2 separate regions of the Homo sapiens genome follow, and region 1 is linked to region 2. A link is an interaction called in ENCODE POLR2A ChIA-PET data of the cell type or tissue named here. Cell type or tissue: Caco-2. All regions are shown on one strand. Links, peaks and the distances in the headings refer to the core of each region. The heading gives the core; the rest is flanking DNA.

Evidence for each region. Peaks named below come from ENCODE experiments on the same cell type or tissue, not always from the same donor. Only the 100,000 strongest peaks of a DNase experiment are listed, where the experiment ranks them.
Region 1: POLR2A ChIA-PET joins it to region 2 with 13 read pairs; 2 of 35 experiments call an interaction of 5 or more read pairs at or near these places.

Annotation. Positions count from the first base shown.
Region 1 is chr1:45,031,583-45,034,499 of GRCh38, forward strand. ZSWIM5 (zinc finger SWIM-type containing 5) reads right to left here. Exons shown (of 14, transcript NM_020883.2): 11 at 2,730-2,887. Among named protein-coding and RNA genes, the nearest start is that of UROD, 21 kb to the left of the region's middle. In Caco-2, for the core only: no CTCF peak of the experiment used is centred there; no DNase peak of the experiment used is centred there.
Region 2 is chr1:45,189,485-45,192,401 of GRCh38, forward strand. The region is part of intron 1 of ZSWIM5 (zinc finger SWIM-type containing 5); the gene reads right to left. Among named protein-coding and RNA genes, the nearest start is that of ZSWIM5, 16 kb to the right of the region's middle. In Caco-2, for the core only: no CTCF peak of the experiment used is centred there; a DNase peak (open chromatin) is centred at 1,817; H3K4me3 peaks cover 855 bases.

The sequences.
Region 1 (2,917 bases), core at 275-2,774, 160 kb before region 2:
TAATCCCAGCACTTTGGGAGGCTGAGGTGGGCGGATCACGAGGTCAGGAGATCGAGACCATCCTGGCAAACACTGTGAAATCCCACCTCTACTAAAAATACAAAAAAATTAGCCGGGCGTGGTGGCGGGCACCCGTAGTCCCAGCTACTCGGGAGGCGGAGGCAGGAGAATGGCATGAACCTAGGGGGTGGAGCTTGCAGTGAGCGGAGATCACGCCACTGCATTCCAACCTGGGCAACGGAGTAAGACTCCATCTCAAAAAAAAAAAAAAAAAAAAGTGAAATCTGAGATCACTGATTTGAAGCATTTTTCATTTATTGCTAAAAATTTATAAGTAAAACCTTAGCTACATTCTACAAATTTTGACTTGTGCTTTCATTTTCATATAGTCAAAAGATTTTCTAATTTTCTTGTGATTTTTTTCTTTGCTCCATGAGTAATATACACGTATGTGGTTTAATTTCCAAAAACTTAAGATATTTTAAAATATCTTTTTATTATCGAATTCTAATTGAACTGTGGTTGTCTGAAAAAGATTTTTAGTTCATCTCTCTTTTTTTTAAGAGTCAGGGTCTTGCTCTGTCACCCAGGTTGGAGTGCAGTGTCATGATGGTAGCTTACTGTAGTCTCTTAACTCCTGGGCTTGAGCAGTCCTTCTGCCTTAGCCTCCTGAGTAGCTGGGACTACGGGTGCTTGCCAGTACACCTGGCTAATTTTTAAAATTTTTTGTAAAGACAGGATCTTGCTATGTTGCTCAGGTTAGTCTCAAACTCCTGGTCTCAAGTGATCCTTCTGCCTTGGCCTCCTAAAGTGCTGGGACTACAGGTGTGAGCCACTGCACCTGGCCTCATCTTTGTTTCTGAAATATATTTTCATTGGTATAAAATTCTAGTTTGACAGTTTTTGTTTTTTTTTTTTTTTTGAGACAGAGTCTCACTCTGTCACCCAGGCAGGAGTTCAGTGGTGCAACTCGGCTCACCGCAACCTCTGCTTCCCAGGTTCAAGCGATCCTCGTGCCACAGCCTCCTGAGTAGCTGGGACTACAGGTGTGCACTACCACGCCCAGCTAATTTTTGTATTTTTAGTAGAGACAGGGGTTTCACCATGTTGGCCAGGATGTTCTCAAACTCCTGATCTCAAGTGATCTGCCCGCCTTGGCCTCCTAAAGTGCTAGGATTATAGGTGTGAGCCACCGTGCCTGGCCTGATAATTTTTTTTTTTTTTAAAGTACTTTAAGGGTTTTTTTTCCCACTGTTTTCTGGCTTACATTGTTTCTAATGAGAAATCTGTTCCCATACTTGTTTTTTTGTCCTTTGTAATGTATCTTTTTTACTCTGATTGCTTTTAAGTAGATTTTCTATTATTGGTTTTAAGCATTTTGGTTATGATGTGCCATGGTATAGTTTTCTTCATGTTTATTATGCTTGTGGTTCATTGATTTCCTTAGATCTGTAGTCCTCCTCCTTATCCTGCTTGGAATCTGATACTCCATGCAGGCTACCGCCACTCCCCACTTGACACTCCTCACATGAATGCACATTATCAGATTTGTTTTTTGCCAATAAGATCAGTAAAAAATGTTATCTCAGGCTAATTTTAATTTGTATTTCTAATGTGATACCAGGTATTTTAGTTGTCTAAAAACGATTTGTATCTCCTTTTCTGTGAACTGTCTGATCATATGCTTTGTTCTATTTTTGTATTTGTTTGCTGATCATTTTTATATTAATTTATATGTAACTTTTACCTTTTCTCTAATAAGCATGTATTTTTGGGGGGACAATAAGAAGATACCACATAAAGTTATTTTTAATTAAAAAATAACTTCAAAATCCATGTAGTTTCCTGGTCTAAAATATTCAGGAGCTCATGGTGGCTAGCATTTTATCATAGCTCCTTCTTATATAGGGGCTTACTTTCACTTCTGTTTGTGGTGAAACCTGCATAGCTAACAGGATGTATGTGAGCTTAAAGGCCTGAGAATCACTTTGGACTGCCTATCTTTTACCAGGGCACTGAAAAAAAAATCACCAACTCTTATATCTGTAAGGAGTTCAGCTCTATCTTAGTCATCACTTCATTAGATCTTCCAGTGGCCCTGGGAGGCTGACAGGTCATTGACAATGATCCCCATTTTATAGATTTGAAACTGAGGCGTAGAAAGGTGAAGTGATTTTATCAAACAGAAGGTTAGACTTAGAAGTACCTTAAAGATCATTTAATTTTACATATTTGGTATCCTACAATTAGTAACTAGGGTAAAGTTTTGGCTTGGATCCAGGTGCTTTTTTTTTTTTTGAGACGGAGTCTTGCTCTGTCACCCAGGCTGGAGTGCAGTGGCACGATCTTGGCTCACTGCAAGCTCTGCCTCACGCCATTCTCCTGCCTCAGCCTCCCGAGTAGCTGGGACTACAGGCGCCCGCCACCACGCCCGGCTACTTTTTGTATTTTTAGTAGAGATGGGGTTTCACCATGTTGGCCAGGATGGTCTCGATCTCTTGACCTCGTGATCTCCCGCCTCGGCCTCCCAAAGTGCTGGGATTACAGGCGTAAGCCACCGCGCCTGGCCAGGTGCTCTTTCTAATGGCAGCAATCAAAGTGAGGACCACTATCACTCTAAATGGTCAAGGAGCTTCTCTTTCTCAGGAGACTGCAGGCCAAGCCTTTGACATGCCATGGTTGGGCAGGCAGACGGGTGATGCTGGAGCTTAAGGTCTATCTATGCTCACCTTTGGCAGCAGTCAGCATGGTGGAGGCCAGTTCACACTGCTGTGATTCCAAGTGTCCAAGCGTGAACCAGCGAGGATAACGGCTGGGCACCACAGACACCATATGGTGAGGGTGGGATGTGTCGCCTGCAGAAGCTGAGTTTTCTAAAACAGGTAACCTGGAAGACCCAGGAAGAATCATCAGCCAC
Region 2 (2,917 bases), core at 305-2,804:
GTGACTCACACCTGCAATCCCAGCACTTTGGGAGGCCGAGGTAGGTGGATCACTTGAGCCCAGGAGTTCAGGACCAGTGGGGCAACATGGCAAAACCTTATCTCTACAAAAAACACAAAAAGTTAGCCAGGCATGGCGGCGTGCACCTGCAGTCCCAGCCACTCGGGAGGCTGAGGTGAGGGAATTACCTGAGCCTAGAAGGTAGGGGCTGCAGTAAGCCATGATCTTGTCGCTGCATTCCAGCCTGGGTGACAGAGCTGGATTTCGTCTCAAAAAACAAAACAAAACAAAAACAACCTACATAATTACCTGATTTTAATGTCACATTATGTGCTATCTCAGCAACAGATGGTGTTTACAAAATAAAGCAGATTTATCAACACAAAGTAAAGTAACATCAGGGAGTAGAGGACATTTAGCATCTAATTTACCACTGGGGCATCTCTTGATACTTCCCAGCCCAATGTTGACAGTAAATGAACAAACGCAGTGGGCAAGGCCTGAGAAACGTCACAGTAACTAGGCTCAGGCTTTTCTGTAAAACAGTTGCTGGGTACAGTGGCTCACACCTGTAATCCCAGCACTATGGGAGGCTGAAGCAGGCAGACTGCTTGAACTCAGGAGTTCAAGACCAGCTTGGGCAACATGGAAAAACCCTGTCTCCACAGAAAAAATATAAAAATTAGCCAAATTAGCCAGGCATAGTGGTGCGTGCCTATAGTCCCAGCTACTCGGGAGGCTGAAGTAGGAGGATCACCTGGGCCAGGAAGCTGGAGATTGCAGTGAGCTGAGATCATACCACTGTATTCCAGCCTGGGTGACAGAGCCAGACCCTGTCTCAAAAAAAAACAGTCACCACCCATTCCCAGGTAAACCACTTAGACCACCAGAGATTCTGGCTAAGAATCCATAATGGAGATTAGAGGAGCGGGACAAGATCAGCTGTGTTCTGGGGACTACTTTCAGTGACAGAAGTTGTGATTTGCCTCCTAATTTTACTCTTGTAAGCATCCCCAAAAAAAGAGACCAAACAATCCTGGAGGAGCGGTTCCCTTATAGGGTGAATTTACTCTACGAAATGAATCCAAGAGTCAGAGGAAATGTAGCGCTCGGATCCTTCCGTCAGGACCAAGGCATTTATTCCTCTAACTGCCAGGAGAGTTGGCTGCTGAGAGGTTACAGCTATGTCCTCCTCCATGAGCTGCCCTCAACCAAAGTATCACAGATTGAGTTCTCTGAAAGGAAACACCAAGATAGAATGAGAAATGCAACACACTTACTAGGGATCAACATCTGTGAAAGAACGGCAACAGAAGCAGGACTGGGAAGAGGAAGAAATCAAACTGCAATGCAGGCCTGATAAAAGCTCAGCCAACCAGATTTGGCTCTCTGGAGCAGGTATTGCCTGTCGGAGAGTTCCATGTTCGACTGAAATAGCTGGAATTTTTTTTTTTTTTTTTTTTTTTTTTTTTTTTTTTTTGAGACGGAGTCTCGCTCTTTCGCCCAGGCCGGAGTGCAGTGGCGCTATCTCCTCTCACTGCAAGCTGCGCCTCCCAGGTTCACGCCATTCTCCTGCCTCAGCCTCCCGAGTAGCTGGGACTACAGACGCCCGCCACCGCGCCCGGCTAATTTTTTGTATTTTTAGTAGAGACCTCGTGATCCGCCCGCTCCTTATCCTGACCTCGTGATCCGCCCGCCTCGGCCTCCCAAAGTGCTGGGATTACAGGCGTGAGCCACCGCGCCCGGCCGAAATAGCTGGAGCTTTACGCTCCTACCTTGCTCAGTCATTTGCAGGCTGCCCTTAGAAAAGTATGACCTCAGATGAAGCAGATCTCTGCTGCTGAGACAGCCCGTGAATCAGCTGACAGTTGGAAGCTGTCTGATGAAAGCACTTCCGGCAGCTGGGCAGCAAGTAGTTCCCTGAAGAGAAACAGTGTAGTTCACCTTCATCTCTACCACATAAAGAAAAATACCCCACCCAGGGTTATGCCTCTTCTCCCTCAGGTCAGCCAGCCCACATCTATTTCCAGATAATTCTCAAGTGCCATCCCAGCTGCAGAGCTCCCCATAGGATTGACTGAAGTCTCCGTTGTGATTGCATCAATTCGACTTCTCTGCCCTCCTAATTGTGCTTTCCTCACTCCTTTATAAGTGTCCTGAAAGTACACAGAGAATTGAGGCTCAGAGAGGTTAAGTAACTTGTCCAAGGTTACACAGCTAGAAAGTGGCAGAACTGGGATTTGGGCCCAGGTCTCCAAACACGGCACTTAGGAATTTAGAGCTCATTCTCTACGAAACATAATGTTTGAAGGTTTTCCTTTCCTTTTTGTTTTATTGGAATATTTGCTTTTCTAATGATAGCTTTATTATATAATTCATACATAATAGAGCTCACCCTTGAGAGGTACACAACTTTGAAAAGTACACAATTTGGTTATTTAGTGTATTCAAAGATTTGTGCAACCATTGCCACTATCTAATTTTGGAACATTTTCACCCCAGAAGGAAATCCCATACCCATTAGTAATCACTCCCCTTACTCACAGGCCCTAGAAACCACTAACCTACTTTCTGTCTCTAGGATTTGCCTATTCTGGACATTTTGTATAAATAAAATAATATATGTGGCTTTTAACTTTTTTATTGTGGTAAAATATACTAAGATTTATCATTTTTAAGTGGACAGTTCAGTGGTATTAAGCACATTCACTTGGTTGTACAACCATCACTCCTACCTATCTCCAGAATTTTTCATCCTCCCATACTAAAATTCTAGTTCAACAGAACAGTAACTCTTCATTTCTCTCTCCCCTCAGCCCCTGACAACCTCTATTCTACTTCTATCTCTATGAATTTGCCTACCTAAATACTGCATGTAAGTGGAATCATATAATGTTTGTCCTTTGGTGTCTGGCTT